Linked DNA regions of Homo sapiens: region 1 is linked to region 2. A link is a contact called in ENCODE Hi-C or POLR2A ChIA-PET data. All regions are on one chromosome and are shown on one strand. Each heading gives the region's core, a stretch centred on a gene start or an enhancer-like site at or near the end of the contact. The rest is flanking DNA. Distances are from core to core; before and after follow the strand shown.

Region 1 (3,740 bases), core at 929-3,428, 560 kb before region 2:
AGCCAATGTCTCCTCCCCTTCCCCCACCGGTCCAGCTGGCCTGGACAGTATCCCACATCCAACTCCAGCAACTTCTTCTCCATCCCTCTAATGAGACTGACCATATTGTGCTTCACAGTAGAGCCAGCTTGGGGCCACCAAAGCTGCCCACTGTTTCTCTTGAGCTGGCCTCTCTAGCACAATTTGCACTAAATCAGAGACAAAATATTTCCCATTTGTGCCAGAGGAATCCTGGCAGCCCAGAGACTTTGTAGATCCTTAGAGGTCCTCTGGAGCCCTAACCCCTTCCAGATCACTGCCACACTCTCCATCACCCTCTTCCTGTGATCCACCCAACCCTATCTCCTGACAGAAGGTGCCACTTTACCCACCTAGAACACTAACTCACCAGCCCCACTGCCAGCAGCAGCAGGTGATTGGACCAGGCCATTCTGCCGCCCCCTCCTGAACCGCACAGCTCAGGAGGCGCCCTTGGCTTCTGTGATGAGCTGATCTGCGGATCTCAGCTTTGAGAAGCCTTCAGCTCCAGGGAATCCAAGCCTCCACAGCGAGGGCAGCTGCTATTTATTTTCCTAAAGAGAGTATTTTTATACAAACCTACCAAAATGGAATAAAAGGCTTGAAGCTGTGGCCTGAGTGCCTCACTGGACCCAGAGGCCAATGGGAGAGTATTTGGAGCCCTAGGTCCCAGCCTTAGCTCTACAGACTCACTGCATGACCTTGGACAAATTCTTTGATATTTTTGGACTTTGTCTTATCTGACAAGTGGGGCTACATCCGCTCGGCCTCATCTCCGGGACTGAGGGGAGACAGTCCTCTGGGGTAAAAGCGAAGAGGCTTACCGCCCCTCTCCCCGTGGGGGCCCACAGTGCTGCTGCGTGTGCCACGGAGGGGCGCTGTTATGCCCCCTTCCAGCCTCAGAGGAGGCGGCCGAGTGGTTCTAGGCCCCCAGCACCTGCTTCCTGCCCCATTGTCTTGGACAGGAAGGAGCCGGGAAGGGAGCTGGAGCCACTTCAGGGGCTGGATTAAGGCCGGTCCCGGCGCCCGATGGGGGAAGTCTGGTTTACCACTGCCCCGCATCCCACCCCAGGCTCGAAGTAATGGGGGAATCATTAGTTCTGCAGTCCTTCTGGATGGGAATTGTACCCTGTATCAGCACCCCACCCTCGCCCCAACCCCGGCGAGTACCAAACAGACGCTGCCCAGGCCGTGGGCTCCGCTTCCGTCCGGGTTTATTACCCCCAATCCAACCCCCAGCAAGTCCCTCCGCTCCAGCCTTCAGTCCCCCTGCTGCCCTGCCAGCAAGAGCGAGGGGCCCTTCTTGGTGTCAGGATTTCTTAGTCCATGCCAGCGGCCCCTCCTGCGCAGCCAGGACGGCGTCCAGGTCCCGAGGTCCACAGCGGTCCCGGGGCTCGGGGAGCAATCCGGGCGGGCGTCGGCGTGGAGGAAGCAGTGCCTTCAATCATCGGGGGAACAGGCCAGGGGCAACTGATCCGGACTGCCCACGCTGCCAGTGCTGGAGCTTCCATCGCCTAGGTCGCGGGGCCCGCACGGGGGCAAGGCAAGCTCGGGTGCTGGCCCGGCTCCTGATCCCCCGGCGCCGCTGGGGCCGCCGCGGGGGCCCCATTCTTCGCCCAGCGCCAGGCAGAGCTCCTTAAGCGCTAGGTTCTCCCGCAGCAGCTCCTCCTGGCGGCCCTCCAGCTCGGCCAGCTTCTGCCAACAGCCGCCCAGGTCCTCGCGCACGGCCCGGGATGCTTGGGTCCCGAAGAGCTGCCACTGGCGTGCGGCGCGCCGCCCGCGCTGGCGCTCCGAGTCCAGGAAGCAGCAGAGGTCGCGCAGCTCACGGTTCTCTGCCTGCAGACGCCGGTTGAGCTGCTTGAGCTCGCGGATCTCGCCCAGGTGGCCCTGCAGCTGCCGATTCACCTCCTGCATGAGGCGGCCGCGCTGCACCAGTGCCGCCAGGCGCGCCGCCTCCTCCCGCCGCAGGCGCCGCACTAGCTCTTCCTTGCCTAGCGCCGCCATCTCCTCGTCCGTCAGCTCCTCCAGGCCGCCTGCCTCGGCCTCCATGGCTGGTCAGGCCTCTGGAGCATCGCCCGCCCGCCGCCGCGGCCCAGGAGCCCCACGTCGGGCCCGGCGCCACTCAGGCTCGGGCTCCGGCTCCGCACGCGGCAGGCAGTGGCCGAGGCAGCGTAGGCTGCAGCAGCTACCCGGGCTGGGCACGCGGCGGGGCGCGCGCCGGGGCGGGGCCGCATGTCGTTATGGAAGGACAGCCAATCCGGTGAAACGTCCCCGGAAAGGGGCGGGGCCTGAGCTCAGGGGCCGCCCCCCTCGTTCCCCACCCACTCCGGGTGTTACTGATCCTCGATGTCAAGGAACCCGCGCGTCATCGCCCTCCACATCGGTCTCAACCCGAAACTAGGAGCTTCGAACCTCCAAGTACCGGATCGCCCCAAGCTTGAGCCTAGGCCTCTCGGCTCTTCTGAGAAACAAGATTCAGGCGTCCGCCCCTGACTCCTGCCCATCCCCCACAGAAGTCAGATGGACCGCTCTCCAGTCCCTCTTTACCTTTGATCAAATTCGGAAGTCTCGGCCCACTAAGGATCGCTCCTGGTTCCTCGGAACCCTGAGTCCAAACGTCCTAGCTCACCAATAGACTACCCTCCCTCCCAGGGAGCGTTTCCTGCCTGGGGGGAGGAACATACAGGATTCGTTTGTTCAATAAACGTTTTTTATGTGCAAGGCCCATGCAGAAATAAATTTAACCAAAATACCGATTCCATCCTCAAGGAGGTCGCAGTCTGTCCGGGAAGTCAAGCTGTGTTAAGCAAGAAATAAATCCGGGAGGAGTATGGTCTGAGGGTCCTTAAGAGGGTTCCCAAAAGAGATGCTATCCAAGAGGCTCTGGTAGATCCATAGGACTTTGCCAAGTAAAGAGCTATTTCAGGGAGAGAGAATAACATAGTGAAAGACACTGGTGCCCGAAAGAGCCTAGCTGCTTTAGGAACAATGAGGATAGCTTGGTTTTTGAAAAGCAGATGTGTCGAGAAAATGCTAAGAGAGAGAGAGCGAGGCTTCAAAGGTAGGTAAAAGCCAGATTCTTAAGAACTTCCAGTACCAGGTTGGAGCATTTCCAAAGGCCACTAAGGATGTTAAGCAAGAGAGTAACATTTGTAAGGATGTTAAGCAAGGGAGTAACATTTTAAAATATGCCTTTAACTGGCCAAGATGGTGAAACCCCGTTTCTACTAAAAATACAAAAATTAGCCGGGCGTGGTGGGAGGAGCCTGTAATCTCAGCTACTCGGGAGGCTGAGGCAGAGAACTGCTTGAACCCGGGAGGCGGAGGTTGCAGTGAGCCGAGATCGCGCCACTGCACTCCAGCCTGGGCGACAGAGCGAGACGCTGTCTCGAAAAAAAAAATGTATTTAAAAAGATTGGGCTGATCTGTGTGGGCCGGACCCTGCGGGGAGGGGACATAAACAGGGAGATTAGTAACGGTGTCAAAGAGCAAGAGCAAGGAGAGCTAAGCAGAAAGACGGCTGGGGCAGCATCAGTGGGGGTGGAGAGGACAAACAGATACTAGAAATATTCGGGAGGCAAATCAGCCGAACTGAATGTGGGGAGAGAGGAGTCTGGAAGAACGCCCAGGTTTCTCGTATGAGAACTGGTGGATGTTAGGGCTGTCACTGAGATAGGGACGCAGGAAAGAAACAAATGGGGAGAGGCAGAGGTCTGTCTAGA
Region 2 (3,961 bases), core at 672-3,171:
TATAACATCAGCTGTCAGAAGACTAGGCACACTATAATCAAGAGAAGTGCCATATCTCCAAATGAACTGGAAGAATAGAAGCCCCTTCTTAAAGGGATAATTCTGTGGGAGTACGTATTAATTGTGATCTGAGGCCCTGTGCAGCTAGAAATGAGGAGGAGAGAGTTGGTTTCTCATTACTGGCATTCAGGAATTAGTGGCTGGTGATGCTCACAATCTCTACAGTTTTTCAAAGAGAAACAAGATGTCACGCTCTGTTTAAATGGGCAACCCCTCACTTATGACACAACTTGAAAGCACTGGCAACCCTATTTCTCTGAGGAAAATCTTCCAACACGAAGAACCTCACTACGTTTAACTCCCAAAACCTAGGCAAGTCTGATACTCCCCCAGTACAATGAGAATCTTCCTTTTTATTTTTGGAGAAACCTGTGTAAAACATCCCCTTACAATGGGATGAGGGAAGTCAACAAAGACGCAGGGAAACAAAGAAAGAACATCTGAGTCAGGAAGGATAACTGGATAAATGGTAGATCAACAGTGTCATTTCTAAATTGAGAAAAATGTCAGCCTGAAGAAAGAGCTGGGGAAACTGGAGTGGGCAGATCAGAGAGAAAGACAATAGCGTTGGGAGGAGGGGTGGCTGAAAGAGACAGCAGGATAGAGCAGAAAGCAACTTAAAAAAAAAAAAAACAAACCACAAGAGGAGGAAAGGCACTTAGCTTAATGGAAGTGGGAAAGCATTCTCAAAGAAAAGGCTTCAGGCAGGAGGGAGAAGCAACTTACTCTTTAAAAAGGCTCTTAGGAAGAGTGGGGCTCAGGCCACGACAAAGACAGATGAGAAGCTGTGAGTCCCTTAGAAGAGTTACCGAACCTTTACCTCGTCATCCAGTCAAAATGCAAAAACCCTGACTGGACAGCTAGACACCACTCAATTTTCCCACCCTTGCACCAAGCCCAACATACCCATTAAAAGAAGCTCTATTCGCCCACCATGCATTAACCCAATCTAAAACTCATTCTGATTCTTCTGTAGGAATAAATCAAGTCCCAAAGCATCTTTAACTCACAGGAAGCAGTTCATAGGCCAGCGTCCATGGCCCCAACAGCTATTAACTTTAACTTTGCTTGAAATCTGACCAGCACAATGGTATCGTATAATAGGAAGAATGCCCACCTAGATGCCCCTTTAGGCTAAGCTGTCCTGAACGGCTTCGGTCCAGTTGCAGGTTTTTGATGGCTGCTACTGGACGGGGCCAAGGCCCACTCCCCTGAAGTTCCTTCCCTTCTGGATCCGCTCCTCGATAAATTCTTCCCAAGAATATTTGTAGTCTTAGGTACCTGCCACCCAAGATCCTCCCAAACATCACGGGGCTGCCTGGAACTGAAACAGCCAGCCCCGCAGTGCACTCCGCAGGGGCCGCCGAGCCTGTTGCTGCAGCGAACGGGACGGGACGGGGCGGGGTGGGCGGCGGGCCAGCCGTAGGGCCGCCCGGGCCTCGGCCCCGCTCCTCCGGACTGAGGCGTCTCGGGAGAGGACCGGGACGGTGAGTCTCGCGTGCAGGCAGGGCGCCATGCTCTGGAAACCGTCAGCCCCGAGGAACGCTGAGGCCACACAGCCCCGCAGGGATGCCGCCCGTCGGGGCTCCAGTGTGCCCCCACCAGGGCCTCCACAAGTTTCCAAAGAAGCGCAACGTCTTCTCCGGAGTCTCCTGTTGCCCTCCCCACCAGGAGTCGCAACATGGCTTTCCCGGGGATGTCCCTCTCTCCGCCTAGTCCCTTCCCCCACCGCCCCCTACTCCCAGGCCCTTTACAAAACCTGCCGCCCTAGGAGAGAAAGAAACGACCACTCACAGCTTCACTACATTCTCCACCACAGCCGCCATCTTCCCTGTTCCTCTGCCTCGGGCCGAGAAGCCCCACAGTCCGCAGCGCGCAGGCGCCGGGACCGCACCGGGGTACCAGGTTCCTTGCCCTCTGCGCAGGCGCCGTCCGGGCGCGCGCACTAGAGCGAGCACTGAAGAAAGAGCTTTACGCCTGTTCGCGGGGGCCGGGTAGGAAATGCGTGGACCCCACGGGAGCCCGACGCGCAGGCGCAACCGGAGATTGGCATGCATCCCGGAGCTCCGGTTCGAGGCTTGCCTCTAATATTTAGAGGAGCAGGAGCCGGGGCCGGGCGCGGTGGCTCACGCCTGTAATCCCAGCACTTTGGGAGGCCGAGGCGGGCGGATCACGAGGTCAGGACATGGAGACCATCCTGGCTAACACGGTGAAACCCCGTCTCTACTAAAAATACAAAAAATTAGCCGGGTGTGGTGGCGAGCGCCTGTAGTCCCAGCTACTCGGGAGGCTGAGGCAGGAGAATGGCGTGAACCCGGGAGGCGGAGTTTGCAGTGAGCCGAGATCGCGCCACTGCACTCCAGCCTGGGCGACAGAGCGAGACTCCTTCTCAATAAATAAATAAATAAATAAAGGAAAAAAAGAAAAAGAAAAAAGATTAGCTGGGCATGGTGGTGCATGCCTGTAATCCCAGCTACTAGGGAGGCTGAGGTGGGAGGATCACTTGAGCCCAGGAGTTTGAGGCTCCAGTGAGCCACTGGAGCCACATCACTGCACTCCAGCCTGGGCAACAGAGCGAGGCTCCATCTCAAGAAAAAAAAAAAAAAAAAGGAAAAAAAATATATATACATATATATATACACATATATATATACACATATATACATATATATATATACACATATATATACATATGTATATATATACATATGTATATATATATATATATATATAAATATAATCACTAAAGCTGAAAATACACATACCCTATGACCCAGCAAAGTCCACTCCTGGATATACACACAAGAAAGCTGTACAAGAAGCTGAGTGCAATGCCTCATGCCTGTAATCCCAGCTACTTGAGAGGGTGAGGTGGGAGAATCACTTGAGCCCAGGGGTTCAAGACCAGCCTGGGCAACATAGCAAGATCCTGTCTCTTAAAAAAAAAAAACAAAAAAAAACAGGCCAGGAGCATTGGTTCACGCTTGTAATACCAGCACTTTGGGAGGCCACGGTGGGCGGATCACGAGGTCAGGAGATCGAGACCGTCCTGGCTAACATGGTGAAACCCCATCTCTACTAAAAATACAAAAACAAAATTAGCCGGGCATGGTGGCGGACGCCTGTAATCCCAGCTACTGGAGAGGCTGAGGTGGGAGAATGGCGTGAACCTGGGAGGCGGAGTTTGCAGTGAGCCAAGATCGCGCCACTGCACTCCAGCCTGGGTGACAGAGCGAGACTCCGTCTCAAAAAAAAAAAAATAAAGCTGTACAAGAATGTTCGTAACAACATTATTTGTTTATATTTATTTATTTATTTATTTTGAGACGGAGTTTTGCTCTTGTCGCTCCTTAACAAATTCTTCCTTCCAGCCCAGGCTAGAGTGCAGTGGCACTATCTCAGCTCACTGCAACCTCCACCTCCTGGGTTCAAGTGATTCTCCTGCCTCAGCTTTCCGAGTAGCTGGGATTACAGGTGCCCCCAGCTAATTTTTGTATTTTTTGTAGAGACAGAGTTTTACCACGTTGGCCAGGTTGGTCTCGAACTCCTGACCTCATGTGTTCCGCCCGCCTAGGCTTTCAAGTGCTGGGATTACAGGCATGAGCTACCACGCCTGGCCAGCTGATGTAACCTTTTCTTAAACAATCCTAAAAGAACTGAAAGCTATTGATGCTGGGTTCATAAGCTGCCTTTCCAATTATATGCAGCTAGCCTATTTATTATTAGTACTATTTTTAAATTCAAACTTTTAATTGAAATATACATAAAGAGAAGCACATAGATCTTATGTAGCTTGACTAATTTTTTTTTTTTTTTTTTTGAGACGGAGTTTCCCTCTTGTTGCCCAGGCTGGAGTGCAATGGCGTGATCTCGGCTCACTGCAACCTCCGCCTTCCGGGTT

Evidence for each region. A loop is a pair of places that touch in the nucleus more often than their neighbours do. ChIA-PET counts read pairs that join two places held with the same protein, here RNA polymerase II (POLR2A). Pooled maps may share reads with other maps.
Region 1: a pooled map shows a loop between it and region 2 (4-fold over the local background). The contact joins the promoter of CCDC85B here to the promoter of DPF2 in region 2. A Hi-C loop is called at or near these places in 1 of 50 pooled maps. POLR2A ChIA-PET finds 5 or more read pairs at or near these places in 4 of 52 experiments (GM10248, GM12878, MCF 10A and 1 more).

Annotation. Positions count from the first base shown.
Region 1 is chr11:65,889,111-65,892,850 of GRCh38, reverse strand. CCDC85B (coiled-coil domain containing 85B) reads right to left here and starts at 2,178. Exons shown (of 1, transcript NM_006848.3): 1 at 1,216-2,178. The coding sequence starts at 2,067. The coding sequence ends at 1,459. FOSL1 (FOS like 1, AP-1 transcription factor subunit) reads left to right here. Exons shown (of 4, transcript NM_005438.5): 4 at 1-802. RefSeq lists enhancers at 518-677, 718-767 and a silencer at 1,908-2,387.
Region 2 is chr11:65,331,812-65,335,772 of GRCh38, reverse strand. It overlaps DPF2 (double PHD fingers 2), which reads right to left and starts at 1,921. Exons shown (of 11, transcript NM_006268.5): 1 at 1,855-1,921. The coding sequence starts at 1,886. RefSeq lists a silencer at 1,480-1,569 and an enhancer at 1,620-1,669.